2 separate regions of the Mus musculus genome follow, and region 1 is linked to region 2. Evidence: chromatin loops called from intact Hi-C (ENCODE). Cell type or tissue: left cerebral cortex. All regions are shown on one strand. Links, peaks and the distances in the headings refer to the core of each region. The heading gives the core; the rest is flanking DNA. Region 1 overlaps Gm33981 (a long non-coding RNA gene). Region 2 has its middle 74 kb from the start of Gm34044.

What was found. Hi-C counts contacts between places; a loop is a spot of excess contacts. Peaks named below come from ENCODE experiments on the same cell type or tissue, not always from the same donor. Only the 100,000 strongest peaks of a DNase experiment are listed, where the experiment ranks them.
Region 1: it touches region 2 in a loop (2.5-fold over the local background); 2 of 42 quality-filtered maps call a loop at or near these places.

The regions. Positions count from the first base shown.
Region 1 is chr10:96,940,257-96,956,987 of GRCm38, forward strand. Gm33981 (a long non-coding RNA gene) reads right to left here. Exons shown (of 3, transcript XR_380715.2): 2 at 13,117-13,235; 3 at 5,494-5,828. Among named protein-coding and RNA genes, the nearest start is that of Gm33981, 10 kb to the right of the region's middle. In left cerebral cortex, for the core only: no CTCF peak of the experiment used is centred there; a DNase peak (open chromatin) is centred at 8,806.
Region 2 is chr10:97,153,195-97,169,925 of GRCm38, forward strand. No RefSeq gene overlaps it. Among named protein-coding and RNA genes, the nearest start is that of Gm34044, 74 kb to the right of the region's middle. In left cerebral cortex, for the core only: a CTCF peak has its summit at 7,252; DNase peaks (open chromatin) are centred at 5,828, 6,345, 6,959 and 7,230; H3K27ac peaks cover 1,227 bases.

The DNA of each region.
Region 1 (16,731 bases), core at 5,536-13,535, 210 kb before region 2:
TGGAGGATTGTAGTATAGCATAAGTGGATATGGCTTTTGGTTCCTATATAACTTCATTTTGATAAAAGAAATACCCACTTTTATGTAACTCTGCAGAGAGTATCCATATGATGCATCCAATGACATGTTACAGAAATCCATTAATGTGACAGGAGGCAGATGAAAGAGTTCCCGCTTTGAATCCTGATGCTGCAGTCTACCAGTTTCAAGAATATTAGTGGTCCCTGGATTTTACTGAGCTTTCACTTCTTCATGCGTGAAATGGGATTGCAAATGCTACTCTTCAGGTTTTCTGTAGGGCTAAAGTCAGCACAGGGTGGAAAATGTTTAAAAACTCAACGTATAGCATAGAATAGAGTCATTTAAAAGGTCTTGTAACGCAGATAGATGGGACCCAATAGCCAGTTTCTGATTCCATTGAACTTGCTGTCTAGAAAAATCACTCTATGAGAGTTTCTCTGCACTTCCTCTAGGGACCCCCATGTTGAGAACCACTGCTCATAGCAAGTGTATTAATAAAGTTAAAAAGGATAACTCCCATCTGCCTGTAAGAGAATGTGTGAAGTCACACATTCTAATATCAAAGACACAGACAAGCAAGAAACAAAGAAAAGCAGGCCAGTGAATATTTTTACTAGTGAAAGTAAGACCTTGGCTACATGAAGAAAATAAAAAAATTGCTATTAAGCCAGCCATTAGCTTCACACAAACTAAAGCCAAGAATTATTTTTCAAGCTTAATTTCAACTTTATAATGATTTTTTTTAATTACTGTATGAGGCTGAACATGAAGATACAGCGGTGTGAAATTAATAGTGACAACGCAGGGCTTGCCTGTGCGCTGCAGATTAACCAGTATTTTACCCCATCAATAAAGGAATGAGGAAATAAAATTAAAAACTGATAGTGAATGGAATTACTTATTGGAAGCCAGTGATTATGTCAAGCCATCACTCCCACCGACGGATTAAACAGAAAAAGACAAGCAGATACATTATAAACCACTCTGAAGCCTCTATCCATCTAGTCCACACACTTGACAACAATGGAAATCTGAAATCGACTTGGTCATGGCAGATTTGGACTGCATGTTTAGCATTTCATAGCTTGAGCATCTTGAAGAAGAGAAATCAAAAAGACCTTGGAGGTCATGTGAGTTTAGATTTTACTTTCTGAAGCATTATGCTGAATTATTCAATCTAATGGGTTTTCTTCCCTTCTAGGTAAAATAAAAAAATAATTACTGCAAACAATTAAGATGAGAATTTATGTTAAACAGCAGACTTGACTCATATGGAACAGAGATTTGCCTTAGAACACAAAAGGTAGTTGTTTTTACTTTCAAATAGGCAGAATTTAATTTATAGGGTATCCCCTTAACCCTCTTCCTTTTCTTTCACCAATCTTTGCCACTATTCTTACAATTTAGACTTGGAAATTACTTAGAAATTTTCTTGAAGAGTAAGGAACCTACAACAAGCCTTGGCTCTGGCAGAAATAATGTAAAATCACAGCATAACAAAATTAATCTAAACTTCTAGTTTTCTTTCTTTTTTTTCCAAGATAGACTCTTACAATGTAGCCCAGCCCTCATTTGAATGCATCATCTTCCTGCCTCAGCCTCCCAAGTGCTGGGATTACTGATAGGCACTTTTATATCCAGCTAAGTTTTCTTATTGCTTTACCCAGTTGTGGCCTAGTCTCCCATCATCCTTCCATTGCATTTTTATTGCTACAATGGTACTGGTCATTTAATTCTTCAAAAGCAAGTATGAGTAGTTTCATACAGACTTAATATAGGATAAGCAAGCAGACCTGTCTAGTGTATATGTGGTTCTTTTTGAAGAACAAAAGGATGCAGCATTAAATTCACTTGTGTTATGATTTGAATTATGAAATCTCCTTCACAGACTTGACAACTGGAACTTCATCATCATCAATCGAAATAATCCAACAATTAAAACTGAGCCCTCAGAATCCAATCACATCCAGACGTTACCAACTGACAAACCATTCTTCAATATAAGCTGTTTTCCATGTACTTGTTACAGCGATGAAAAATCTGACGGATACAGGATTTTAATTTACTCATAAGGCATCGAAACAGGGTGCAATATGACTCTTGCAAAGGAAAGAGAAAAAAATTTCTAGAATCAGGACACCAAACAATCAACCAATAATTAATTCTTTGTGGTTTGTGAAATAACCTGTGTGTCATGTTGAGCAAGAAGCAAAACCTACTTGTTTGTTGCATTTGTTTGTTTTGTTTTTTAGATAATGAAGGTGCTGGTATTGGCAGCCACTGTCAAAGTCCATGGCTTACATGGAATCTAATTTTGCTCTACTGATGGAAAGAACCTTTTAATGTATATCTGCTGGATTAATGGTGGGATTAATTAGGCAGATAATACTGTCTTTTTAGTCTGTTGCATATGAAGCTTGTTACTAGTACATTATGTCAATATTTCTCATTAACATTCAATTAGTTAGTTTTAATACAACTAAAACATTTCTTAGTGTAATAAAGAATAGATAAATGAAAGTCATTGAAAGATACACTTGGTGGACCAGGCAGCATTGAAGATCAGAGGTTATGTATTAACTCATTCTTATTTAATGTCATTTTAAGAAATTGTTCTCAGATGCAGGAAAAAAGAGCTGTGTATGGAAATCCCAGTCTTGCCCATACTCTAGTATAGATAGACTGTTGCAGTTCTTTCCTGCCAACCTCTCACTTCAGTCAGAATAGTAAGAAACATGTGAATGAAGAAGAAATGCGTTAGCATTTCCAGAGTACTTTAACTGAGGAAGCCACATGCTTTGTAATATTTCTAACCTATATTCTCGATGTAATCTAATGGTGTAGAGGCCAACTTTCCTTAGGAAAGCTATACCTTCTATCTATCTATCTATCTATCTATCTATCTATCTATCTATCTATCTATCCATCTATTGAGACAGGGTCTTCCTAAATAATTAAGGGTGGTATTATTCTCATCATGTACACCATGTATTCCTCAAATTTGAAATTCCTTACCTTTGCCTCTAGAGTACTGGCTCATGCATACCACAATGCCTGGCAGGAAAGAGTTAATGGATGTTACTCTTTGTCTTTTACTCTTTCTTTGTAGAACGTTTAACTCATTGTTAAGTATGGTGGTCTTTAATAATCTCAAATGTATTTTAAAACAGAACATTTGGTACAATATGTTAGGGAATGAAATTAGGACCAAGAGCAATCGGATAAAACAAACCAGATGGTAAATATTTAAAAAATAGCAACATTAATTTTCATTCAGATCCAAAGGAATTAGAATAATAAAAGTGGTTCCTTAAGAGTCAGTAAGTAAATATTAACATGTCTATGATTCAAGAGATCATTATTTTTTTTATTAAGCTAAATGACAATTACAGGGGATATGGGTGCTCCATTCTTATTTATTTGCAGGACAAGCCCTAAGTTGAGAGAGAGAAATAAGAACAGTATTGACTGAGTGCATTAGCCTCTGTCAGAGCTATCTTGTATCATAAGGTGTCTATCTTCAGGCTACACTTAAGAAAATATTCTACATTTTCTATCTAGTTCTGAGAATCCCTAAGACTAAAATGGAAGGCCATCTAGAAAGAGTTATAAGACAAGACCCCCGAGACATTAAGATAAAGCAGTGCCTTGAAATCTAGAGCCCAATCTCATACCTTTCAGAGTACCAAATGGAAACGCACCCACATTGCATAAGTGTGCCTTGTTCAGTGGGTCATTGTAAATGTGCCTTGTTTAGTTGATCTTGCCCTAAAATCTAGTGAGGATAAACTAAGTGTGGCAAATGCTCACGTTCTTGGCTCATCATAGTTAATTAAGTACTCGAGAGGAGTTAGAGATTGATAGCCAGTGTCACCTCTTGATGCACACTTCCTACCAAATGCATTAAAGATAGATTTTTATATTAAATATTTTCCAGAGGGAAAGGGGAAAAAATTGAGAGCCCGCAACATGAAAATTGGGAAGACATCTGTCACAGTGACCAAACCTCCAGTAGGCTGAATAATGATTATGAATCTATTACTGTTGATATATTACACAAAGCTGTGGGAATACAGAGCTTTGCAAATTACACAGAGAGTAATCAACGGCCAGCAGCAATCGCCGCGGGCTCTTACACCTGCTGCATGCCTCCCTAGGGAAGACACACACACACACACACACACATATCCAGGCCTAGTGTTACTGACAAGATGGAAAAAAAAAATCTTTCACCTTTAGTTTGGCTTTCAGATTATAAAATAAGCCATTGATTTGGCCAATCTCATAATGGGGTGATGGAAATCATAGAAAACGCCCTATTACCCCAGCTGGTCCTCGGCATTGTTTCCCCAGGTCTATAGCCAGATGGGGAAACATTGGATCCTTGTTATCTCGCTCTTCTTAGTTTTTCTCTGCAATACAAACTATGCATCTTAGATAATTTCTGAAAACTTACAGGATGTCCAATTTACTTCCAAGAAATGAGGAGGTAGAGTAAAGTTTAAACACAATTTGTGTGTGTGATGGTTGTATGCACGTGTGTGTGTAGGTGTGTGTGTGTGTGTGTGTGTGTGTGTGTGTAAGTTAAAGGTTAATATTGGATACCTTCCTCGATCATTCACCATCTTATGTATGGAAGTAGGCCATGCATTTGAATCAAGAGCCCATTACCTTATCAAGTCCAGTTAATCAATTTGCCTTGAGGATACTCGGCTAGGATTACAAGCACTATACTATGCCCATCTAGAATTTATAGAGGTTCTGAGGATTTGAACTCGGGTCCTTACATATGCATGGTAAATGCCTTTTCCAATAGCGAACCACCTCTCTATATCCTGAAAGTGTTTGTTTATTATTGTTAATTTAAATTGAAATATTTTAAATCGTATATATGCATGTGTGTGTGTCCCATATATGCCAAAATCCAAGGGCAACAGAGGATTGAGTTAAGTCCTCTAGGACTGGCATTACAGGATGTTCTAAGCTACACAATGTAGTTTCTGAACCCAGATCCTATATAAGAGCAGTGGACACTCTTAACCAGTATCCTGTCTTCAAAGCTTCTTCCCCTTGCTTTTAAAGATGAAAGTAGAAATGTGCATCTAATTGCGAACTCAGGATCTCCTTCCTAAACAAAACCTGGGAGATGCTCAGTGTTGATTATAACAGTTAGGAGTCCCTGACTGGGAACAAAAGACTAAATGCTCAATTTCCCAAGGTAGCAATGCCTTTCTTTGGAAGATGCATTTGTTAACATAGAAGGGGAGTTTTGTTTGTAGCTTATCTCAGTTGCCTCTGATGTACCGGGAAATGACAACCGCTATTATTTTACCCTGGATAGCTTCTTTGCATCAATTTGAAAAGGGCATCTTTTATTCCTTAAGATTTGTCGTTATCTGTTACACATCTGCAATAATATGAAAATTTGTTATGACTGACCTGGGAAGTACTTTCTAGGTCTGTGGGGTGTACTACTTGTTCAACCACATGCAATTACTTTAGTAATCTGTGTCTGATTGCTTCCTCAGAGGTGATAGGTTGGTTCTTGGTAAGCCCTTAATGTGCTGAATTTACACAGGTACATTGTGTGTTTTTATGTCTGACATTGGCAGACATAGAACGTCATACCTGAGGGGACAGCTCTGACACCAGTATTTGCCGCACACAATTTACACCATCATTGCTATTATTATCCTGTTCTGGTATTTTATGATCCCACTCAGTTCCTCCATTTCTTCCATAGGTTTCTGTCTGTAGAATACTTCTGACACCAACGAAGCTGTAGTTTATACTTCACTGATACACACCTAAACATGTACACACAGAAATGTGATAGGTTACTTTCTCATGACGAAACTACCCAAAGCCAGAATCGTGAAATTGAGATGATCTCTGTGCAATATTACACAATGAAACATTTGCCAGTGCTTGATTGGGCAAATTTAGGAAACACTAAGAGGCCCACAATGGCATCCTTCAATCAGGGCTCACACAAATACTATCCAGGAAAAGCTGCAGGCAGGAGAGGCAGGAAGAGTTTTCAGTGTCTGTCTTGGGTGGAGAGTGCTCGGTGTTCCTAGGGATCTGGCTTCACAGAGCATGCATGGGTTTGAGCCAGGTCCTCTGCATGTATGCTATGGTTGTTTAGCTTAAGGTGTTAGGGGGGCTCCTACCAGGGAGAGTGGAGTTGTCTCTGACTCTTTTGCCTGCTCTTAGAACCTTTTTCATCCTACTGGTTTGTCTAGTCGAGTCTCAATATGAAAGTTTGTGTCTAGCCTTGCTGTAACTCATTACACCATTTTAGGTTGACACCCCTGGGAAGCCAACTCTTCTCTGAAGGGAAACGAAAGAGGAGGAGTGAATCTGAGGAAGAGAGGAGTGAGAAGAACAGGAGGAGTGGAGGTACAGAAAAACCACATTCAGAGTGTAACGTATGATAGAAGGATTGAAGAAATAAAACGTTCCCTCAGAGAGGAGAAGCATGAATCAGGTGGTGCTGATCATCTGATGTGGCATAAACCGCTGTTATCAGACAACTGATATATAACTTGGCCTCCCAAGAGGTATTTCATCCAGCATCTGCCATGGTTTCACACTTCTTTTTCACTATATCAAATGGGGCTTATTTTGTCATTGTTGTTGTTCAAACCTTTCATCTAACGGTTCAGTAGTTGAAAACACAAGAGATCAACAGGAGAAAACCAAGCTCTCATTAATGTGTGCATGAGAGTCATACAAACCATGACATTCAAAGGGGGATACGGTTGAAGCTTAAATGCCTCTTCACAGGAGGAAGGGAATGTAGTGCAGTAGGGGCTGTAAGGCACTCTTAGAGGGGAATGAAAATGGGTTTTTAAAGGCAATAAGCTCAAGGAACGAGGTGCTGGGACAAAATTCCTCAGACTCTCTGTGTGTCGTTCAGTATTCTGTCTCTGTGTGATCTGAGCTTAATCCTCCCTGGTTAATGCAAGTTCAGTAAAAAGAGTCAAGGCAGCTGTGTTTTTCTTTGGAGAGTCTGTCTTTAAGTCGATCAAGTAACTGGAGAAATCTCTTCCCTGTGTCTTCTACTTTCAATTTCAAGTCCAAAGCAGGCCATTTGGGGGTTTTTTACTCTCTACACCAGTGTATTGCTTCAAAGCTGTATCTTTTGAGTTAGTTTAATTCTAATGTCCAAAAGCTTTCAACATTGTGTGGGGATGTGCTGTCCAGTTTCTGATTAGAAGACCTGACAACTTGGCCAGATGGTCTTAGACGTTATGGTACACTATTGACCACTGAGGATGAGACTGGAGGGCATCTGCTTTCTAGAGGGTGAGTAAATCTCTCTGCAAAGCTAAATGCACAGTTAGTTCTGGATGTAGCTGTCCAAGAAATTATCAATTTGGAGACCATTGCTCCACATAAATGTAAGAAGGTGTTCCCCAGCAGTCATGATGGTCCCATGGAGTGACTGTTGTTGTTGTCTGAGTCAGAAGACGGGAAGGCCTCACAAATGCCCACTGCTGAGAGGTTCCATTACTCTGTACTACAGAAATGTAAGATTTGAAAGGAGAGCCTAGTAATTGTTCTTTGTGGCTGGAACAGCAAGCCAGGAAGAATGATCGCAGCCATTAGAAAGCAGGGAAAGATAACGAGGAGCAGTTCTTCGAGGCAGGAGCCACCCTTAGCAGCTCCCACATAACTTCTTCATCTTGCTTCTTCTTGAGTCCTGGCTTTTGGTTCTCCATGATTCTGTGAAATCCCTGTAGTATTTTTGTTCATCTTGTTCATCCTTGACTATTACAAGCTGGGAACTCTGAACTTTTACTCACACACTTGAGCTTTTGGCTCATTGGCTCAATCAGTCACCATTTCTATGTTAACTTCATTCCAAATTCATGAGAGCTAAGACAAGTCACTCACAGTACTTAGTCACTCAACGGAATGGTGACCTCACTGAGCGAGAATCTTTAAGAATGAAATGAGGTAATATAAATGGAACTCGAATGACAGATCCCAACACATCCAGAACACACCAAGTGCACTTAAGCATATTATAAATATTTATTTACATCAACATCATTAATTGCAATCTTTATATGAGCAAAATCATATTTAGAGCACTCTGTTTTAGATGGGCTCATATCTCTGAAATGGAATTTTAATCAGCATTTCCAAACATTATAGAGACATACTCATTTATTAATCATAGCCCTCATTTTCTTCAAAAAACAACTTAGTGAACATTTCATATGTTCATGCTTATTTTTGTGTGTAAAAAGACTTAGCTACTATCTTGAACCAATCTAATTTATGCTGCTCAATTTGGGATTTTAATTAATAAGATGCTTTCTCTTGATTTACATTTTCTTTCATTAATCATCCTTTGGCTTTAAAGAAAAAAATAACTGATATTCTTTGAAGATAGCTCTGTACTGTAGCTAGCTTGACTACATTTATGTAAGAAGAAAGGAGGGCACAGAGGTGAGCACAATTTAGGTTTTATAATTACACAGGTGATTGAATTATTAAGAAGATGGACAGAATCCTACTGGGATAGTTACACTCGCCTTCATCTTTATCTTTCTCTAAAAAGATGGTTCTTTGATGCTCTTGAACATTTGTTCCAACTGGCCCACTGAGCAGTTTGAAGCTTATTCAAAGGTCACAGTTTTTGGGCAAGACTTCATTCATCCGACCCAGATGGGCTAAAATACAAAGGAATGTAAATACTTCCAAGTTAGAGTTGTGAGAGCCAAGATTTCCAGCCTGCTTCTCTTAGGCATTGTTTTAGTCTTGGAGAGTTCTGTTTGGAAATGAGAGTGATCCTCCAGAGGGCCTGGAGAGGAAGCAGAGTTGCTGCCCTCTACAACACAACAGAAACTTGGCCCTGGCATCAATGGAAAACTTTCTAAAGTGTTCTCTTAGATGCCGTTGAGGAAAAATTGCTGAACTCAACACTTCCCTCCTGGCTTCAATAAGAGCTAAGAAGGTTAAGCTATTTAACCAAAGCTCGGTTTTAGAATATTACGTCAGCTACTTTCATCCTTCATGAGCTACCGTATTAGCTCTTGCTTGGACATATTCTACTGCGAAAGCTTCCAAAAGGAACTCTTGTGTGTTCTATCCAATTATGTCTTCATTTTCCCTTTGTTGATTTCAGCTTTAGCAGATAAAAAGAAAAATCTTCCAGTAGTCAAAATTTTATAACGCATTCTCTCTACTTTGGGAAGTGAAATAAGAAGTGATGAAACTAACATCCATGCAAGTTTTAAAAATCAGTATTATTACTCAAGTTTAATAATCTTATATGATACTAAATTTTAACTTAAAAAATGTGTAATAAAAATATAGCATTTTTTCCATGCAAATATCTGAAATCACATTTATATGTTATTTGGGACAATCTGAGCTTCTGTTGGACACTGAGTATATAGTTTTCACTCATGAATTCCTCACTGGGGTAAATCAACAAAAATGTTCCCCATAAAATTCTGAGAGTAGTCCACATAGGTAGTATCAACTATCTTCATTGCGATTATTTCTGTCTGAAAAACCAGTGAGCCATGATTCTAAAGCACATTATCAGCATGTATAGAACATATTGTTTACTGATATCATGGCTATTGTTGCTTCAAAAACAAATTTACTCAACTTAAATTTTTTTATTTTACTTTGGAACAGTGTAAATGTGATACATGTTCAGAACAAGTCATCCTTTGACCTTTCAATGTTGCTCCTTTACCAGGCTAATACCATCTCATAGGGTGTTGGTGGGAGTAGCCAGAAGCTTCTGGTCACCAAATGATCAGGATGTAGATGTTCATTGCTCACCAGAGATCTCAGTTGTTACCCACACTCTTTGATAATATATATATATATATATATATATATATTTCTGATGGTTAATCTTTTTTTATTAGATATTTTCTTCATTTACATTTCAAATGCTATCCCAAATGTCCCCTATACCCTCCCTCCGCCCTGCTCCCCAACCCACCCACTCCAGCTTCCTGGCATTCCCCTGTACTGGGACATATAATTTTCACAAGACCAAGGGCTTCTAATCTCATTGATGGCTGACTAGTCCATCCTCTGCTACATATGCAACTAGAGACACAAACTCTGAGGGGTACTGGTTAGTTCATAATGTTGTTCCTCCTATAGGGTTGCAGAGCCCTTTAGCTCTTTGGGTACTTTCTCTAGATCCTTCATTGGGGGCCTTGTGTTCCATCCAATAGATGACTGTGAGCAACCACTTCTGCATTTGCCAGGCACTGGCATAGCCTCACAAGAGATAGCTATATCAGGGTTCTGTCAGCAAAATTTTGCTGACATATGCAATAGTGTCTGGGTTTGGTGGTTGTGTATGGAATGGATCCCAGCTAGGGTAGTCTCTGGATGGTCCTTCCTTCCATCTCAGCTCCAAACTTTGTTTCTGTAACGCCTTCCATGGGTATTTTGTTCCTCATTCTAAGAAGGAATGAAGTAGCCACACATTGGTCCTCCTTTTTTCTTGATTTCATGTGTTTTGCAAATTGTATCTGATAAATCCATTTGTTTCATAACTTCTGTTAGTTTCAATGTGTCTCTGTTTAGTTTCTGATTCCAGGATCTGTCCATTGATGAGAGTGGGGTTTGAGCCTCCTACTATTATTGTGTGAGGTGCAATGTGTGCTTTGAGCTTTACTAAAGTTTCTTTAATGAATGTGGCTGCCCTTGCATTTGGACCATAGATATTCAGAATTGAGAGTTCTTCTTGGAGGATTTTACCTTTGATGAGTATGAAGTGTCCCTCCTTGTCTTTTTTGATGACTTTGGGTTAGAAGTAGATTTTATTCAATATTAGAATGTCTATTCCAGCTTGTTTCTTTGGACCATTTGCTTGGAAAATTGTTTTCCAGTCTTTTACTCTGAGGTAGTGTCTGTGTTTGTCCCTGAGGTATGTTTCCTGTAAGCAGCAGAATGTTGGGTCCTGTTCATGTAGCCAGTCTGTTAGTCTATGTTTTTTTATTGGTAAATTGAGTTCATTGATATTAAGAGATATTAAGGAAAAGTAATTGTTGCTTCCTGTTATTTTTGTTGTTAGAGTTGGGATTCTGTTCTCGAGGCTGTCTTCTTTTAGGTTTGTTGAAGGATTACTTTCTTGCTTTTTCTAGGGCATAATTTTTGTCCTTGTGTTGGTGTTTTCCCTTTATTATCCTTTGAAGGGCTGGATACGTGGAAAGTTATTGTATGATTTTGGTTTTGTCATGGAATACTTTGCTTTCTCCATCTATGGTAATTGAGAGTTTTGTTAGGTATAGTAGCCTGGGCTGGCATTTGTGTTCTCTTAGGGTCTGTATAACATCTGTCCAGGATCTTCTGGCTTTCATAGTTTCTGGTGAGAAGTCTACTGTAATTCTAATAATGCCCTTATATGTTACTTGACCTTTTTCCCTTACTGCTTTTAATATTCTATCTTTATTTAGTGCATTTGTTGTTCTGATTATTATGTATCAGGAGGAATTTCTTTTCTGGACCAGTCTGTTTGGAGTTCTGTAGGCTTCTTGTATGTTCATGGCTATCTCTTTCTTTAGGTCTATAATTTTGTTGAAGTTATTACTAGCCCTTTAAGTTGAAAATCTTCATTCTCATCTATACCTATTATCATTAGGTTTGGTCTTCTCATTATGTCCTGGATGTTTTGAGTTAGGATCTTTTTGCATTTTGCATTTTCTTTGATTGTTGTGCCCATGTTCTTCTCTATGGAATCTACTGCACCTGAGACTCTCTCTTCCATCTCTTGTATTTTGTTGCTGATGCTCGAATCTATGGTTCCTGATTTCTTTCCTAGGATTTCTATATCCAGAGTTGTCTCCCTTTGGGTTTTCTTTATTGTTTCTACTTCCCTTTTTAGATCATGGATGGTTTTGTTCAATTCCATCACCTGTTTTGTTGTGTTTTCCTGTAATTCTTTAAGGGATTTTTGTGTTTCCTTTTTAAGGACTTTTACTTGTTTAGCAGTTTTTTCCTGCAATTCTTTAAGGGATATTTGTGCTTCCTCTTCAAGTACTTCAACCTGTTTAGCAGTGTTCTCCTTTATTTCTTTAAGTGAGTTATTAATGCCCTTCTTAAAATCCTCTACCAGCATCATGAGATATGATTTTAAATTTGAATCTTACTTTTTGGGTGTGTTGGGGTACCAGGACTCACTGTCATGGGAGTACTGGGTTCTGATGATGCTGAGTGGTCTTGGTTTCTGTTAGTAAGATTCTTATGTTTGCATTTTGCCATCTGGTAATCTCTGGTGTTAGATGTTCTAGCTGTCTCTGGATGGAGCTTGTTCCTCCTGTGATTCTGTTAGCCTCTGTCAGCACTCCTGGAAGTCCAACTCTCTTCTGAGTCCCAGTGATCAGAGAACTCTCTGCAGACAAGCTCTCCTCTGGCAGAGAAGGTGCACATTGGTCTGGGTCTCAGCTCTGCCTCCTGGCTGAGGATGAAGGCCCGAAGGGACCCTGTCCAAGAAGCTTTGTTGCTTCTGTGGCCAGTGAGCTCTCCTGTGCCACTCGTCTCTGAGAGACCCAAGATACAAGATCTACTTTGACATTTTTAATTTCTTGAAGGGAGTGGGTCTTGGGACATAATTTCACTGTGAGTTGAAGAGCATCTGCATACCAACTGTTTCCAACACAGGCAATTATTTCCAGAGTTGGTCATTGACTCTATTATCCTTCAGTAATTGGAAATGATTTCAATAGAAATAGGGATAATAGAAGATAAGTCATAATTTCCAGGAAATGCTCATCTCTCTTGCAGGATTCTTGAGGGAGTTTTGATGTCTTGTTATGAAGAATAATGTCTGAAGGACCATAACTATTCAATGGAAGCACAGATTCCCACTGACAGTTCATGTGAATTAATTTTCTGGCTCCAGATAACCCTGATGCACAAGGGAAGTCACACACTTCCCTAGCCTTCAGTGGGCAGAACCCCAATGTTAGAGGACGAGTCCTGCTCACCATGTCAAAACAATTATGAAATAGGACCAAAACCAATAAATGTATTAACAGAAGGTATATGCCCATTTAAAAAAGTGTTTAGACTCTGATTTATGTAATAAGAGAAATTTCCCACCTTACAGTTTAGATGATTTACCTAACTTCTAGACAGGCAATTATAGCAATAGCTCTGTGTCTATTTCAGGTTATCATCCTGTTTCTTGTCTTGTGGCAACCCACAGGATCCTCTGGTACCTGAAATGCAAAAGGAATAGTTGTTGTACTGAGTCCTGTGGCTTCACTCTCCTGTCACCAACCTTGTACAAAGACTTTTGTAACTAACATGATTTTTTTTTTTATTTTTTTACTGAAAAATCAGCTAGTGTCTTGAAAGGCCTTGGAGAGTTAACTCTATGAGTCAGTTAATGTGATAGACATTAGTAAATAATAGACAAAATGAGCATTAGTAGCTGAGCCAACATGAGTGAAGAGTGGGTCTTCAAGCCTTGGCTTTATCTGATGCAGGAGTATAGAAATATTTCCTCAATAAGTGAAATCATGCTGTAAGAGAATCCACATGTGAAGCCCTTAAAATGAGCCTCTTACAGGAAAGAGATTGCTATTAGTATCCTGAGCCACATAATAGCCCTTCAGTCAATGCCAGCCATAAATGATCTTAATTCTATAGATGGTAGGGGAGATACCATATCCCATCGCTTTGTGACTTCATAGCCACCACCATGCTTTAGTGCAATGAGTTACTAAGCTGTGGTCAGCACACCTACTGTGATGCCAGGTATATGAGTATCTGGCTCTGAGACTTGCAAACGATATATAATACTAGAAGGTTTTGAAACAGTCATTACTGACTTGGGTATTTAATGTTATGTAAGTTTTATTTTATTTTAGAGTGTTATTCTTCTCTTCATTATAAAAAGAAATAATAATAATAAAAAAAAGCAGCTCTGGAATGATGTTGCTGTGTTCTGGCCAGAGTAAGCCTCGGGCATCTTGTGATTCTCTCCTGATTGCATTAGGGACACATTGAGTGGACCATATCCTCTACTTTTCCCTACTTTCATTTAAGTTCATTCTTGATTTCTGCACACTGCTAAACCTGTAAATCTCCAAGTGTCCCTGTCATTAAGTGGCACATGTGTTAATATTCTCAGTTGGTACTTCAGTCTCATCAGTTTTTATATTGAGAGAGATCAGGGCTAATCAGCGAACAGGACTTGAAGGAGACTCTTTCAGACTAGTTTGCCACCATATTAGTTTCATTCCCGTGGGATTGTGTAGCTGATGCTGACTCTCAATTCCAAGTTTACCAAAGAATGTAAGTATAAAACCATTTTATCCTCTCAGAAATGTTTTGTAGTTTCTATAGGGACATGTGCTACAACTTAAGTCTGAGCCTACCAAGAACAGCACAGAGTAAAATCAGTTCAAAGATCAAGCTGATTTTGGATCCCACGTGGTGAACACACCTCACAGATCCAAGATAGTATCACCTCTGGCTTCCTAGTCCTTAAATCACACCTTCTTCATTGCTACTTGAGACATTTGTCTCAACAAATGAATGTTCTAGCATTCTACATAAATTGGGATAGCTCAAGCCACTTGGAGCAGATAATAAAATGCGAACAGCTTCAGTTTTTCAACTTAGTGAAAGCATATAGTTTTGAAAGAATGTGTGTGTACTTTAATGTGGAAAATTTTACGGATATTATTTGAGGAAATCAGTTATTTATTGGTGGTTATAGTTCCATGAGATCCATACATCAAAAATAAGTAGCAAAAATAGCTTCCTTTTCAACTTCAACCAAATGAGTTTAATTTGCATGCACCCAAAGTCCCGAGGACCTTGTTGCAGGCAGCAGCAATTCTGCCCAACATCAAAGACCCCAGAGATCAAAACAGAATCTAGCTCTGAAGCAGGGAGCCTCTCACTTCCAGCGTTAACAGGCATATTTGTTTCCTCTTTTGCTGTTGGTCAGTTCAAGGCACTATCAAAGTCCATAGATGCTACTGATGTCTGAATGGCTCCGTTTTAACCTTGGAAGCAGCGAGCACGTGGAGAGCCTGACAGGAGAGGGAAAACCTGTGGTCTCTGGAAACTTGAAGCCATATTGTGTGCAGTTAGGGACGTCCATGGTGCCTCATTTTCTCTCTGGAAGGAACTACAATTGCTGGCGCAGGACTGGATTTATGTGGTCATGCTCTCCCTTTCCTTTCAATTTGTTTTTAGCATGTGATCAACATGAAAATCTCAACCGTCCTTGCTGGAGCTGCCTGAGGCAAAAAGGGGGGCGGGGGGGGTTGCTTTTTTGCAGGGTTCTATCATCTGTTAGGCAGGCTTGTTTGACTCTCCTTGTTTTGTTTTCACAGAGGGGGAAGCCAGAGCCAATCAAACAGTAAGCTTCTGGCTGTCTTAAAAGCAGGCCAGGGTAGCTTAAGGGACGCTAACACTTTCAAAGATCATTTTTGTGTGCGAGACAGTGATTGAAGGCAGCATAGAAAAGAACACAACGGGATTCAATTCACGTGACAAAAGGAAATTGTACAAAGTCTAATCCATTCCCATTACAGTCTCAAGATTGTAATCTTCCTTGGATGCTAAGCCTAGGAGTGATTTCCACTCCCCCCCCGCCCCCCCCCCCCGACAATATGCATCATCAAGTTGCTTTCGAAGTGGTTCTGTGGGCTGGAGGGAGGCGGCTCGAGTTATATAACATGCAATTTAAGATAATGGCCTTTGAAAAGGAGAAATTAATATAAACAGAGGAGGCCAACAAAGCCTCAGTCATCTAGAAGGTGGTTTCAGTCACCGCTGACATTAAACAATATCCCCCCCACCGAGCCCACACGATGTTTATTATCATTTAATTTCTTGCTTTCTTATCTTAGTGAAGCAGGGATCTCAAGCTCCGTTATGACTACAATTGGTAGAAAAATGCATTCATCGAAGTGAGTAACGAGATTCAGAAACGAAGCTCTCTCTCCTAACCTTTTGAGGCTTTTAAACATTCTACCAGAAGCATTAGCAGAAAAACGGAGCTATAGCGTTTCCATAATTATCCCAGCAATGTCTTTGTTCTTGTAATGATAGGACCCATACTTTCAATTTGCAGTGCTTAATAATAGCAGCTGTCTTGTCTGCTCAACTGTGGGGTTTTAGGGCTCCCATAATTATTCATTTTCACGCACTTGACAGTGGGTGTTTCCTTGAAATATTTCAGGCCACATCCCAAGGAGGAATTACAAAAATCCTTTTTAAGGGTTTTGCTATACATAACAATATTGAATTATGCATTAATAAAACAAAGTTAATTGACTCAGAGGTGCATAAACCCCAATTAACAGTATACCTCGGTACTGAGACCATCGGACGCACGCACGGAGGCAAGCATAATGACTGTATCATTAATGCATGAGGGTGGGTTGTCTCTCAGGCCCTAAAACTACCCACTTTGTTTTTCATTGCTTCCACACTTTTTCCTCATCAAACCTCCTCTCCCACTTTTCATTTTCTTCCTTTGTTTTTAGACATGTGTTGGAATCATTTCAATAGATGTGTACTCATACTCTAGTAATACTGTTTTCTTTGTCCCTCTCCTCATATTTCTAAATAAAAGTTATTAATGACTACTTTAAAAGTATTTTTTGGGGGGGATATCTATCCATTCTGCAGACAATGTAGTGGGCACTCCTTCCTTCTGATATGCATGGAACTAATTGCAATGATAAATAA
Region 2 (16,731 bases), core at 3,324-11,323:
CAATGAAAAAATGAATAATAAATGAAAACCTGTCACTTAGAAACTTAGGCACAAAATTTTGAGGTGCAGGAGAGCTATGTACATTAAAGTTATCATGTCATAGTGACCCCAACCATAAAATCATTTTGTTACTACTTCATGACTGTAATTTGCTGCTGCTATGAATCATAATGTAAATATTTTATATACAAAACATCTGACAATGTTCTTAATCTTTAGTGATGCAAAAGTGACTTGGGTTTCCATTTGCATATTTTTGTCTTATGTCTCAAATTAGAATTTGTGTGAGGTGGAGATGAAAATAATTATTATCTGTGGGATTGTTAAAAAAATCAGTATCAGTTTAATTGTTCCTGGACAGAGGAAAACAAAGATGACTGAGAAAAATTTTAAAGCAAGCCCAAGGAATACATGAGTGAAAAGTTAGTAACTATTTTGAAAAATAATGAAGATGAGTTAATAAATTAAACAGGAGGTGAGATGAGAGCTAAGATGTGGTATAGAAACAGAGACAGAAAAATGCAGCCCAGAGTTGTTAAGTCCCAGGCTCAGCAATACAGAAGTTTAAGAGGATGACAAATGAGAGATGCAATTTTGTGTTCTAATATCTACTCAATTACAAAATACATAGTGACCTCTAAAGAGCCTTGAAATGCGTTGACCTCATTGTCTGCTGGAAGGTAATCACCATGGGGTTGGATCTGAGTTCCTCAGGGGATAGGGCTATACATTCATTTGCCCTGCTTGTCCCTGGCTCATATGGAACAATGCATTTACAAAATTAGGATCTTCCTTAACGCACCATAATCATGAGTGGATACTTTGTCTTGTTTGTATGTTAGTGGCAAAAAGGCAAAACCTTCAATGAAATTAAATGCAGCTAGATTCAGACATAGAATATATTTGATCGTGTTTTCCCCTCCCACAACTCCTCCTAGATTATCTCTAGTTTAATTTCTGTGGTGGAAAGACAATCAGGTTGGCCTCACTTCCTTTACATTGTTGACACAGGTTAGGTCCATGACCAGTCTACTCCATGAACTCACACTTCTCTTTCTGGTCATTTACAGAGCTCTTCCTCATCATAGCATAGGTTGCTTTCCAGTGTGACAACACTGGCATTGTGTATTCATATTCTCTAAATCAATGGAAATTTCCATAAGAATTGTAATTTTTTTTGGCCATAGAAGTTTACCCAGGCTGAGTTCAGGCTCAGTTAACATTTGAGCTGAGGCTATACTGCTTGCTAGAATGGATATGGATCTTCTGAGTCTCTGAACTCTATTATTCATTTTTAAAGAGAGTTTCCATGTGTGTTCATCCAGAATGTGAATTTGAGCAGAGCTCCTTCTCAGCTTAGTTCCAGACATACTCCAGATGTGTAAAAGGAACTGAATAGATATTTAAATATTTGTATTTCTTGAATAAATTTTAAATGCAAGCTTTCTGTAAGCATAAGAAAATAATGCAACTTTTCCAGCCACACAGTTGAATATGTATTTAGGAAAGACAGAACTCTTTCTTTTAACCCTTCAGCATTATGAATGGCCAGATTTAACCAATGAGCAAAACAATCATTGTGGTACTGTTTCATTGCACACAAAGACCACTTCAATACATAATATATGGTAAATTAGGGAAAGTGGAAAGCAATTGAATTTCAAAACATGAATCATACATGTGTGACTTTAATTAGGGAGCTATGATAGATACATTATAAAATTTAATAAAGAAAGAAGCTGGCCTCTGGGTTTTACACAGAGACATAAAAGCTGTTACTTCCCTATCCAGAATCCATGAAATGTAAATTTCCTTCATCTCAAATTTACTTAGAAATAGCAGCTACTTCTAAACCATAAAGCCAGCAAACTTTCAATAGGTTTAGCAGAGGTGATTCGAAGCTCATAAAGAGCACCAGGATTCAACATTCTTAGTTTACAGAAATACACATAGCAATGTTTTCTCTAAGTTACCACTGTATAAAGATATGTACTTTTTATAATCATATTCATTTGAAGATATTTATCATTTTGTTTCTTTTAAATTATCAATTAAGAGCCTGAGGTTTGACCTCCTTAATGTAAAAAATACTTCGAAATATTTGTCAAAAAGTCAAAGAAAGCATAGTCTACAGATTTTTCATACATAAATATTTCTCCACCCTTGAAATGCATGTAAAAACATTAACCTTTAAATTAACTGATATTTTCATTTAGTGCTTGCAAAACTTCAGTCTTATGTAATTTCTAAATGCCTTGTTATTGTTTTTTAGTTTATCTTTTCTTAGCACTTCTAAAATCTGTTTGACAATAATGAACACTAAAAGATTTTTATTTCCCTTTTGTATTGTTAAACACAAAATATTTGTTGGATTCAACAACTGAAAATTAATTTTAACACTATACACTCTGCAAATAGCTGTATTTGCACAAGAAAGAGTGAGACAGTCTTCATCATTTCTTAAGCTTATAAACAAATAGTTATTATAAAAAGTAAAAAAGCTTTTTTCTCTTGTTTGGGAAAGGCTAAACATTTCAATCTTTATTTTTTCTGTGAAATTACAAAATGAATACATATGATTTTCATTATTCAAAGTCCCATATATACAACATATGCGTGCATATATGTCCAGGAATTTGTCCTAAATTTCACTAGAAATCTTACGTTTGTCCTCAAAATATTTTTAAAGCATCATCGTCTGGGTCTTCAGGTAGAGCTATTTCCAATTTTCTGAAGAAGCACCAGACTGATTTCCAGAGTGGTTGTCCCAGTTTGCAACCGTACCAGCAATGGAGGAGTGTTCCTCGTTTTCCATATTCTCACCAGAATGTAAAGTCCCTTGTGTTTTTTATCTTAGCTATCCTGATTAGTGGAAAGCAGAATCTCAGGGTGATTTTGACTTGCCTTTCCTTGATGATTAAGGGTGTTGAACCATTCCTGGGCATATACCCAAAAGATTCTCCACCATACCACAAAGACAAGTGTTCCACTATGTTCATAGCAGCCTATTTGTAAAAGCCAGAGGCTGGATACAGAAGAACGGATACAGAAAATATGGTTCATTTATGGAATACTATTCAGCTATTAAAAATGAGAGCATCATGAATTTTGCAGGCAAATGGATGGAACTAGAAAATATCTTGAGTGAGGTAATCCGACCCAAAAAGACATGCATGGTATATACTCACTGATAAGTGGATATTAGTCAAAAAAGTCAGAAGACCCATGATATAACTCACAGATCATAGGAAGCTTAACAGGAAGGAAGACCCAAGTGTGAATACTTGAAAATCACTTACAAGGAGAAGGAAATTATCAAGTAATCATGGGAGGCAGAGGGAGGGAGGGAGGGAGGGAGGGAGGGAGGGAGGGAGGGAGGGAGGGAGAAAACTGGGTGGTAAAGGAGAGGGGAGGGGAAGGAGGGGCAGGATCAGGTAGGGTGAATGACAGGAGGGAGTCCTAGAAGGCCAGGAAAATGAATTAATATATGCAGCAGTAGGGGTTATGGGTCAGGGAGAACCTCTAGAAAGTCACAGAGATCTGCAATTCAAGGACTCAATGGGAATGAGAGGCAAAATGCCCAACAGTGGAGAGATGGAACTGGAAGAGATCACCTCAAGTAGATAGACACGGCCCCCAGTTGAGGCAGGGGACCCATCTTCAAAAATGTTTAACCTAGATTTGTTCCTGTCTAGAAGAAATGCAGAGACAAAAATGGAACAGAGACTGAAAGAAAGGCCACCCAGTGACTAGCCCAACTTAGAATCCATTCCATGTATGCACACCAAATCCTGACACTATTACTCCATATTGTGCGTCCAGACAGGACTTGGCATAGCTGTTCTCTGAGAGGCTCTACCAGTGACTGACTGAGACAAATGCAGATACTTAGCCAACCATTGGATTGAGGTCAGGGACCAATATGGAAGAGTTAGAGGAAGGACTGAAGGAGCTGAAGGGGATTGCAACTCCATAGGAAGAACAACAGTGTCAATTAACCTGGGCCCTCCCCCTGCTGCCCCTGCCCCCGAGCTCCCAGAGACTAAGCCACCAACCATGGAGCATACACGGGCTGGTTCGAGGCCCCGGGCAGGCTCCTGTGTAGCAGAGGACTGCCATTTATGGCCTCGGTGGGAGAGGACGTACTTAATCCTGTAATAACTTGATATCCCAGGGAAGAGGAATACTGGTAGGGGTGGGTGGTCAGGGAGCACCCTTTCAGTGGTGGGCAGGGGTGGGGCGGGATGAAGAATTCTGGGAAAGGAAACTGGGAAGGGGGGGCCACTTTTGAAATGTAAATAAATAAAATATTTTAATAAAGAAAAAAGGCATTATTGTCTTCATACTAAAGATGAAAAAAGAGAGCAGTCTAACATATTATTTAGCTTCTTATGGATAGAAAAACTGAAGGAGACACTTAAATATGAACCTTTCCTGCTACATCATCTCTCTGAATTTGCAGAATTTGCAGAATGAACATGGACCCATTACCTTCAGAAATGCAGATGTCATGGGTGTAAGGTGAAGAAAGATGCATGTGCTATACTAGTGCATATTGTTTAACAGTGAGTCACCTTTGAACTCAGACATGAATCTCCAAATGGATAAAAAGTGTGGCATGCACTTTGCACAGGACTGACTTTCTTAACCAAATATGTCGACTCTGCATCAATGAATAGAGACCATAGAGAGAGAGAGTCACATTCAGTCTCTTCAAAATGGTTCCTGCTTAGGATGGACACTCTGTAATCTTTTTTCCCCCACAGAGGAAGGAGTAGGTTATCTTTTTTTTTTTTTAATTAAGATATATTTGTGTCATTTCCTCTTTCCCCTTCCTTCCAACTCCTCTAGTGCCCTCCCTCCTTCTAAAATGTATGGCTTCTTTAAAAATTGTTACACATATCCATACATGTATAAATCAACCTGCTGGGTCTATTTAGTGTTACATGCATGCATGTGATTTCAGGCACGGCTGCTCAGTATTGGATAAGCCTTCAGGAGTTATCCCCAGCCTTGGGAACGACTGATTCTACCACTTGGACAATTCCTTAGTAGCCTGTAATTGTTTTGACTAGTGGCACAATGTGTCCCTGTGAGATTTCCCTCTTCCACTGTACCATATCTGTGGGTGTCGTCCTCATTCAGGCCTTGTTTGGGCAGTCATACTGTTGGTGTATCATGGGTGAAGCTTCTAGAAGACACAATCATGCAGTAAATTTTTCTGGTTCTCTGCCACGTGCAATCTTTCTGGCCCTTTTAATTCATCATCTACCCCCTGAATTGGCTCCTAAGCATGTTCCTAAGTTGGACTGCAAATCAGTAGTTCAGTGAAAAAAAAATCCTCAAATGCCAAGTTCAAGCTCCATGTTATTCAGATTATTTTGGTATTTTCCATGTTCGAGGCATGCATATGATGTTCAAATACTGACTGCATCAAGACTGCACAATGATTTCACCAACAAAGTCCACTAGGTCAGTTAACCTCCTCCTTCCCAACATAGCATCACTTTGCTGATTTCAAATGAGTCTCCACTAAGCTGTTCAACCATTTCCCCCCTCCTCCTCCCCGCCCCTTAGCTCTCGGCTGTCTCTGACTTATTGTACTGGAATCAGCAAAATCATACTGAAGGCTCATTTGTACGTAATTTCTTCAGAAGCAGCCTCTACAATAAAATGCTCAAGTTCAAGGATTCATAAACGGTTCCACACAAAGCAAGATTTATGAGACAAAGCTCAGGGAGTCTTGGTTAATCATTACAAATCACAATTGCACATGTCTGGTTCTAGGGTTGTACTCTTCTTGATGCTGAAGGCTACTTAGGGCAGGATGCACCCTTTCATAATCTTTGGTTTGTCTGTTTCAATGCCGAGAAAATAAGCACAGAGGGGGGTCTGCTTTGTATCTCCGAGATGGGACAATAGCTCTAATCTGCAATCTTTTATTTTGTTTTCAACTGTTCCAAGACCAATTTCAATTTAACTTGCTTGCTTTTCTTGTCTCTTGATAAAAAGCTGTTTTGATTGCAGGGGGCCTGGAGGCAATGGTGGGAGGCAAACTCGGAGATTCTCTCTCTCTCTCTCTCTCTCTCTCTCTCTCTCTCTCTCTCTCTCTCTCTCTCGTGTGTGTGTGTGTGTGTGTGTGTGTGTGTGTGTGTGTGTGTGTGCGTTCATGCGTATAAAGGAGAAGGAATAGGGGACAGCATCCATGGGCTGTATTTGTTAATCTGCTTAAAACCCTAACAGATTTTTTTTTCAACTGAAATTTGGCCAATGTTAATTGTACAGGCAGAATTCACACTGGGAAAATCTCCTTGGGTAGGGAGAGAAAGACAGGAAGCACAGCCTGCCTGTTATATAAGATGTTTATTTCCATCCAGTCCAATCCACCATAAGCAGTACAGAAAATAGGCCAGTGCTGCTGCTGACCAATGATGTCACTGTATCATCAGGGTGGGGGTGGGGAACTGGGCACCACACTGATGAACAGGAGAATTTCCTATCACCATTGCTGTCTCGTAGGAGTCTTTATTCCTGGAGTTGCTGGTCTTGGCTCCATTTGATACTTATTTTTTCAGGATGTGTAGTAGCTGGGTGGCGACCATTGATGGGAGCTTCTGGATAAGGCACACAAATCTTAAAACAGGGTTGCTTTTTTTTTTTTTTTTTAAATCAAGTCTCTGAAACTTAAAAGGATTGGATCATGTCAGCCAAATGCTGGCTATCCTGGAAAATGGTACAGGGAGGAGGGAATGGATGGTCATCCCGATGTGAGGTACTAGGCAGTGTCTTTATGTACCGAATAGCTCATTCTGCAGATTGTCTTCCTCACTCATGCTACCTTGCATGTGTGCTCGAGCAGGGGATGCTCATAAAGACTGCGACTCAAATGCACAGCTTTGCAAACATCTCTAATGAGCTTATCATCTGTAATGTAATGGAGACATCTTTATAACTTATATAAAGTGAGTGGGTAAAGTGAGTGAAATGAGGTGTGTGCCCCCAACTTTTTTCCCTATTGCTTTAATATCGACAGCAAACTGAGGCCACATTCCTATACATTACAAAGGGTGACTCGGTTACACAGAGAAGGCCACTTATTGCAAGTAACCACTCTGTGTTTTGGTTTATGGAACTCCTGGCAAACTCGTGTTTTTCTGTCATGAAAAAATCTTCAGGGTTACTCTAATTGACCCAGTTTTTCCATAAATACCGTTCTGGTGGATTGCTGTTCCGTTCTCCCTCTAGAGGAAATAGTGAGCATTACAACTCAGTCTCAGAGAGGTGGGGGAAGCAGTCTAATTGAAATACAGGCTTGAGACTAATAACATAGCTCAGTACTAGAAGCCATCACGATCAGGAACTCTAAATGCACAGCCCCTTCTGTATTCGTCCAGTGCCAGTATCAGTATGTGTATTTTCCCTAAAGCAAACAAGCAAACAAAATGTCTTTAACCCTGTTCAAGTGTCTTTCCTGAAAACAACGGATGTACTGAGATAGCCATCTTCTTGTATACTGGGAATATAGAAGGCTGGATGTCAGGCTGCTGCTTATTCACCGGTAGTCCATTTCCTCTGGTAAAATTAAAATATTTGTCTTTTTCTCCAGTCAAATAAGAAACTAATAAAATGTATAAAGGGCATAAGAGGTGACTTATAATAGAGAGTTCTTTTCTTTTCCAAAAAACTCATAGCCATACTTAGAAGTAAACACACAGAGATACACACACACACACACACACACACACACACACACACACACACACTTTACAACTACCACCACCACCAAATAGACCTTACAGGAAGTTTCTTCTCTGTTTGATATCTCCTCATCTAAGCTCCTGCCTTACATTTCAGAACAATGACAGGACTTGTCTCTCCAGTGTGGGTACCGTGGAAAGGCCAGCACAAGGAGATAGCCTGGGTGACAGGAAGTCTGTTATCAGAAATCTGTGCCAGTGCAGGGAGGGGCTGACGAGTGGAAGGCTAGAGGAAAAAGGGAGGGGAGACTTAATGTATGTCCTTGTAAAAAGAAGCCAGTGTGTGTTCTATCTGCATTTTGAAAGCTTGAGCAATTACTAATGAAATGTTTGCTTCTTCAAATTATTGTTGGTGAGAGTAACGGAAGCATTAGAAATTTTCTTTCATTTATTTCTTTAGTGCTGTCTGTTATTTTATGGATAATACATGTGATAAATTCCATGAGGTGGTAAGTAAATATTGCTTCTTTTCTACTCTCTAATCTCTTAACTCCCCTCACAAACACACACAGCACAGAATTTACCATCCTCTTATGATTGGTCTGGGGATCTGAGACCATGCGCAGAAGTCACATCATACACCTTGAGCAGGTGGTCTTTATGTATCTCGGAATATATATTCATCAATTCATCAATTGATGAATAAAGAGCCCATGGAATTTAAAGACACAAAGACTGGGTCTTCGGGAAGGTTTGGAGGACGTAAGAAACAGAGGAAATGAAGTAATTATATTATAATCTCAAAAGTAAAATAAAGAATTAAAAATATTTCCTGAGACAATATACATATAAATAAGAATATACATTATGTACTTAGTCAGTGTTCCATTGCCACGAAGAGACCCCATGACCACAGCAACTCTTATAAAGGAAAACATTTAATTGGGTTTTCCTTATGGTTTCAGAGGCTTAATATGAACTGACATTCTAGCAGAAAGCCGGTGTGCAGGCAGACATGGTGCTGGAGAAGTTGAGAGTTGCACATCTGGTCCATAGGCAGCAGGAAGAGGGAGAGACTCTAGGTTTGGCCTAGGCTTCTGAAACCTCAAAGACCATCCCCAATGACACCCTTCTTCCATGAACCCTTCCAAATAGTGCTCCCTCCAAGCATTCAAATATATGAGCCTATGTGGCCATTCTTATTCAAAGCACATTATACATGTATATTTGATTCTCTTGACTTTAGGAACTATGTTCTACAGGTTCTTTGTGATCACCAAATTGAGTTTTGTGTCTATTGTAGTACTGTTCCTATGGGGAACACAAAAGCAGGTTTCTGTAAGCCTCTTGTCTACTGATCAATATATAATCTTATTTTATGTGTGGAGACATCTTACTTATGATTCATTAACATCGAACTCACAGTCAATGGCATTATAATTCATGCCTGGACAAAGCTCTTCTGTCACACGTTTTCTTGGCAAGGCACACAGCAATATTCATGCATGGAGGAATACTAGACAGCACATTCACACTTGCCTCAAAAAGTGCTTTAAAGAATAAAATTATCAAGAAGAAACAAGAAAAATTGGGAAAATCCAGCACTTATTAGATCATGAAAAGGATATTCATTTATGAAAAGAGTTGCCAAAACGCAGTAGTGCGTCACTCCACCTAGAACTTTCCCCCCCCCCCCCCCCGTATTGGTTTACGAAGTCACAGAATTTAGCAAGTAGATAAATCTACAGATAATGAGGAATAGCTGTACATAGATGTGTGCTTATGCATATGTGTGTGTATACATCCTTTTAGTCACCATAGGTTCAGTGCATCATATACATTACCGATAACACTGCTTTGTAGTATGGTTTGCTGTTTAATAGAGCAGAGCCCTGAAGTCAGACCTTCTAGGGTCAGATCATGACATTGCTCTTGGCCAGTTGTTTCAGCCTATGCAGGTTACCTAACTTTCCCTGTGTCTCTGCCCCCCAGTCATCTAATGATATGATTATATGACTAAATATTTAATGGAGTTATTCTGGAAATCAGTAAGTTCCTGTAAAACTAGTGTCCAAATATATCTAGTACATAGGCAACATGTGTTCGCCACATGATCATGCAAGAACTTATTGGGACCAGGAGGATGGCTCAAGGTGTGAAGCCACTGGCCTAAAAAGCATGGGGACCTTATTTGATTCCCAGAACATGTATAAAAATGGAATATATGGTGGTTGGAACTCATAATCCCAGTACTGGTGGGGCCAAGACAGGAGGGTTGCTGGAGCTCACTGGTTGTTATTCTGCCCCAGATGACAGCTCCAAGTCAATGAGTCCTTTCTCAGAGCTGGTGAACAATGTTTCTAAGGGTGACACCTAAGGTTGTTTTTGGGCATCCACATGCACTCACACCTGCACCCCACACAAAGTTTTACAATTGTTCTTTTTCTTTGTGTAGATTACAATAGAAGCCCATCATCCCCGACTTCCCTTTTCTGCCCTTTAAACCTACCTCCCAGATAATTCCACTCTTCTTGCTCTTTTTCAAATCGATGGCCTCTCTCTTTTTTTTAATTGTTGCTACATACATATGAGATACTCATTTTATAATGGAATATTTTAGTTGTAGGTTTTAGTCAAAAGTATTGGATGGATCCATTAATTCGTTTTAACGTGGTGTATGAGGCTTGATAACTTCCTGCCTTTGCTTCAGTGACGCTGGAAAATGAACACCACAGGCCTTTGTAGAACTCTCTCTCTCTCCATTATCTGTGTAGTTTTGGGTTTCTAAATTTGTTATAGTAATCATTTATAATCACAAGACACAATCCAGTTTCTTTCAATAAAAGAGGAAAATAACTTTTATCTGTCATCTTTTATTCAAATGCAAAGATTTTATTTTTGTCCTGTGTAAAGTTGGTAACATGACCTCATTATTGTCATGTAAGGGACTTCGATGACATTTGATAGTGCTCATCTTTCAGGTTTATTAGGCATCGAAGGGTTAGCAAATGTTTGGCAGAAGTCACATGAATTTTGTCTAAGCCTATCCCCACAGACCATGTGTCCAGTAAACTTGTACTGTCTCGGTTACATAGGAATGGAGATACCATCTCCTCTCCTTGGTAATCCTCCTCCTATTAGGAAGCCACCAGTGCACCTAGTTACTGTATTATTTAGGAAATGAGATCAAAGGGACAGAAGAATTGATTTACACTACATTTGATAGGCACTAGATTTAGCAATAACAACATTGGGGGGGGGGAGGGGAGGGTGGAACCAGATTGTGCACAGATTTTATAGTTGCAAAGATTACTAGAATTTTATCATTGCAAAGAAATTTCAGGAAAAAACAAAAGAAAAAGAGAAAGGGAGCAGGAATTTCATGTCAATCTCCAATAATCCAGGCAAGGAATTATCGCCCTGCTCCTTCACTGTGCCCACCTTTTTGGGGTTGTCCTGCCTCCAGAAGCATCTTAGAATGGCATGATTGAGCCCGAATTCCCTGTCCATTTTGTCAGTGCTTACCCCGAGCAGATCTAGCCATTTTCCCAATGGTTTATTCTTCTTTTGGGGGTGCTCTTGATCCCCTCCCTCATCAGCAATCACAAGGCTGTCTGGAATTCTGATGAAGAGGTGTTCAGGAGACGCTCACCTAGAACGGACCTGAGGGGGATTCTTCGTGAGGCAAGTGGACCACCCTTTGTGCAACTGGGAACAAAAATTAGGATGACTCACTATTGTTCGTGGAGTCAAGGAGAGGCCAAAAAGAAAGGAGACCAGCCTTATCTTACTCTCTGCTTTAAACTTTTCAAAGAGATTTTTTTTTTCTGGTCAATTCTTCCAGAGAAGGGCAACCTAATCAGACACAATCTTTGCTTTTAGAGGTTACCATGGTGATTGAAGAGGAGACAGACTATCTTTTCTCATCATTATAAACACACATTTTATGTGATCTTACATAAGCCAGAATACACTCAGAGTTTTTCTTTGATTGATAACACAAACAGGGAACATTGAAATGGCTCACAGCAATTGCTAATGATAGTTCCTTTATTGCTTTGTTTCTTTTCCTTTTGCCCTTTCTATATCTGAGCTATGCTCCTTTGAAGTTGAACATCAAGGCACAATTCAAATGCTTATCACAAGAAATAAAAGATGGTGCATAATTTTTTTTTTTTGCTTTTACATATAGACCAACAGATAAAGGAGGTAGTCCTGGAGAATCAAAAGAGCCAGGAGGAGTGAAGAAACAAAAAAAATAGATATAACATGTGTATATAAATGTTGTATGAATGTGTATGTGTATACATGTGTGGGTGAGTATGTGTGTATGAGTGTGTTCATATGTGTGTGAATGTGTGTATATGCATGTGTGTATGAGTGTGCATGTATGTGAAGGTGTGTGTCTACATATGTGCCTGAGTGTGTATGTGTGCATATGTGAGTATGAGTATGTGTATATGAGTGTGTTCATGTGTGTGTGTATGAGTGTATGTGTGTATATTCATGTGTGTATAAGTGTGCATGTAAAAGAGTGTTTGTATGTGTGCTTGTGCGTGCATATGTATGAGAGTGTGTATAAGTGTGTGTATATGGCTGTGTGTAAGTATATGTATGAGTATATGTGTGAATGTGCATGTGTGTGAATGTATGTATGTATGAGTGTGTGTATTTATGTGTGGGTATGTGTGTATGACAATATGTGTGTGAATGTATGTGCATGAGTGTGTGTGTGTGTGTGTGTGTGTGTGTGCTGGCATGTGTTTTCAGTGTTCTTAGTGCTATGAGAGATCAAGTATGGTCCCTTGTGTATATTAAGTAAGTCCTCTACCAGTGAGCTACATCCCTTTTTCTAACTCCTCCCACATAGACTTCAATTTTTAAAGCAGTCCTGGGGTCCTACTAAACTGAATGGAAAATTCAGTTTCCCTATACTTTCTGTTCCCAAACAGCCTCTTTAGCCACCAACATCCCAAGCCAGAGTGGTACATGTGGTACAAGTGATGAGACAGCATTGATACATCATTATCTCTCAAAGTGCACAGTCTACATTAGGGTTGACTATTACTAGTGTCTATGGGCTTGAATAGATGAATAATGACATGTGACCACATTTATAATCCCATTCACTAATTTCATTGCCCTCAATATTCTCTGTGTCTTACCTATTCACCTTTTCTTTCCCCTTGAAATGGAGCAACCATGGTTAATTTGACTGTCTTCATAGATCTATCTCTTCCAAAATATCACATAATTGAAATCAAGCACTGTGTGTAGCACACACACACACACACACACACACACACACACACACACTCATGCAATACAAACTCACACACATACACTCATACACATGCACACACATAGACTCATATATACATTCACAGGCATGCACACACACATATACATATACACACGATTGTATATATATTGGATAACTTCACTTAGTAATATACATTCAAGCTTTTGCATTTCTTTTAAAGGAAGCCCTGGCTGATCCTTTTAGCTTTTTAACTTCTGAACAACATATATCCAGTTAGAAAAAGTCAAGAACAAAGTGGCAATGAATACAAAGTTGTCTTCTCAGGTGAAAGCAAAACAAAACTAGACCAAAAACCAGTAGAAGCATGAGAGACTCTATCCACCACCACTGCCAAAAGTCTCGAAGCTAGACAATACACTTTAGAGAAATAGATAGGAACAGGCACTGCACTCAACTTGTTCTAACAACTATCCAAGGCCTATAGGAAGAAACTCTAGCAAAACCTACCCTGGAGCTCTGAACCCTCTAAAACCCAGTATGGCATAACCAAGGCTAGCAGGTGACTATACCACCACCCACTGTACTCAAGAGAGCTGAGGGAAATGCCCAGAGAGGTTTGCATTTGCTTTCTATGTAGGCTGGGACCCAGTAAAGTTTAACGCCCTCAAGCCCTCTGATTAAAATTAATTACCTTCTCAGGGCTCTCGAAGCTCTTTGTTTATGGCTCACGAGAGCAGATTAATCATTTTAGATTTTACATTACTGTTATTTATGGCCTAGTCTTTCTTTTTCACTAGATTGCAAATTTCTCTCGATGTGCATGTGAATTAGACAAATGCAAATGTTCACAAACACCAGTTCATTTAATCAGAGGTTAGTTCTTTGAGTGCAGGGTAATTTTTACCCTCCTCCTTATCAATGCAAAGATATTGATGAGTGTCAGATGTTTACAACTGTCTATTAAAGCAGGCATCTGAGACAAGTAAAAACATGGTAGGTAAACACACTAGAATGCCATCCTCCTCTGATTCTGTAACATTCTCCAAGTCTTCCTGAATCTAGGTTTACAAAATAGCTAAACTCTTGGAAGCAAAAATTTAAATAGATGAACAATATCCTGGAATAAACAACTAGACCACAGAACATAATCTGTGGGGAAACTCTGTTAATTAAGGTCGAAGTCTTACCATTGATCTGATAGCCTTCTGGGCATAATAGAGGACTCCCTTCATTGACAGGGTTTTCCCTTCTCTGACCTTTTCTAGGGAGTTCAATACCCACCTGAACACACACACACACACACACACACACACACACACACACATACACCCCTCTATCTGAAGAATGTCATGTAGCCTTAGTTAGGTTGTAGGTTCAACTTCTTTTCTGTCTGCCCCTGCTCCCCATAACCCATTCAGCTAGCACCCGCGATTCCCAACATACTTCTCCACGCTAATGAGACAGTTTGGTACTTTAACCCTTCAGTTAATGACTTTTGCCTATCCTGGATGTTCCTATCTCTACTCCCCCAAATTATATAAGCCTTGAATAACCCCAGATACAGTTGAACTGTCTCCCTCCAGCTGGTCCTGATGTGTCTTCTTCACCATACTTACTCACAGGGCTTCCAACCCCTCCCTCTCCCATCTGTCATCTCTGCTCCTTTTGCCCTCATGGACTGCTATCTGCTGATGATCACCAAGGGCATGGAGAGTCATAGTAATCCCCCACCTAAGAGGTCTCTATGCTGGGTATAAATAAGTGGAGAAAATTATAAGAGATGGGTTCATTTGTCCCTCAAATTGGGGAAGACCGTATATTAGCATCGTTGAAAAGGTAACAAGTCCCAAGGAAGCAATGGCTGAGAGGATGTGTGGCAGATGGCCCCACTTGTAGTTTGTGAAAGCATCTATGTTGGATTTGTGGCTCAGAGCAACTGAGACTACCTGTGTCTGAGGAGAACAGGCAGATAGGAATGATGGGAGTCCCAGGAAACATTGGCAAGAATGACAGACTGAAAAACTCACTTCCCCTCCCTTGCCTGCACTCTCCACCCTTTCAGTTCCCATAATGAATTTAGAACCTGCAGCTAAAGCTGTGCTCTGACCATGGAGAAGGTTCACATTCCACAGTAATGGAACCCCAACTGCAGTTCCATGTAAAAGAAAATTACAGAAAACTTTAAGAAACAAACCAAGTTTTCACACTTACACATGTGTATGATGCATATTTGTTTCAGGGATCCAAGGTCAAGAGTAAGTTCTTACTCATGGATCTAAATCATTTGAAATATGTTGGTGAGAGGAGGAATTTGTTGAGTAGTAGCCCACCTGACATACTCAAGTCATATTAAAGAAATTTTCCATAAGTTACTGAGATCAGCTGCCTCAGGACATTTCCCTGTTGAATTAGCTAAAACTGAAGTGAGCTATCTATGAGAGAAACCAAATTTTCAATCTACTATCTATGCCTTTCTGTTTACCAATGAGAATCAGTATATTTAGGAGACAGATCCAGTTCCATAAATTTAAGGCCATTATCGTAAAACTTGAAGTTCAAAGGGTCAACAATGACACACTTTGTAAGGCAAATGATGTTTCCATCTTTTCATGACCTGTCAGCAGAGAAAAAAAGCAAAACCAAAACAAAACAAAAACAATTTTCCACTAGAATTTGATTTGCTTAGATCATACTTAGTCACTCAACTGTATCATATAAATGAATAATGGCTCTTGGTGTTTTCTTGAAACACCTTAGGTCAAGCTATTCTTACATGTATATAAATTTTTAAAGATTAAAAAAACATAATAGTTTATGGTTCTAAATGCTAGGTAATAGCCAAGAACTTTATTGCTCCATTCCATGATAGAGAGTAAGAGAGCTACAGAGACCTAGTGAGAAGGGAAAAAGGAAACTTTCCAAGTCCTGTGGTCACCAAGCTACTTTGATGACAAGGACATTTATAAGAGCAGAACTTTCATTACCTAACACTTCCAAGAGTTCTTGCTGTTCAACACTGTTATATTACAGAAAGAAAATGTGTCCACAAATAGACTTCTGGAGACACATTTAAACCATAGCACTTACTTTTCTAAAATGTTACCAGTCTACATTATTTTTCTTCTTTAGATTCTTTTGTTTTCCTCTTGGTTTTTGTTCTCTATATTTTGGAATTCTCTTATTAGCTATGTATAAATTTAGTTATTTTGTGTGTGTGTGTGTGTGTGTGTGTGTGTGTGTGTGTGTGTGTGTGTGTGGCTTCTTGATAAATGTATTCTCTTGCAAATTACCATCTTTGGTCTCTCATAATGTCACAAAGGCTACTTTAATATTTAAATACCCATATTAGGATTTTAAGTTTGGGTTTTTAAATTTCAAACTCTTTGTATTCAATACTTTAAATGAACTTTGAGAAGAGGATATGCAGTTAAACCTAGTTCTCCTGCCCAATTTGGATCGAAAATTACAATTTCAGCCAATTGCTATTGTTTAATTTATTTGTACCATTTTTACTTTGAAATGTTTTTATCTTTACATAAACTAACAGTGCAGTTAACATACACTCTCCACCTTGATACCTCTGATTTTAAGTCCCACAACCATTTTGTTTCCAAATTAGGAAATTAGCATTTGTGGGATTCTGAATCAATTTACAAGTCTATAAACTTTACTTGACTCACATTTCCTCCCCCCCCCCACACACTATGGGTTTATGATCTGTGCATTTTATCCTCTGCTCTCCTTTGCTTCTCCAGTCTGTGACAAAGCTAT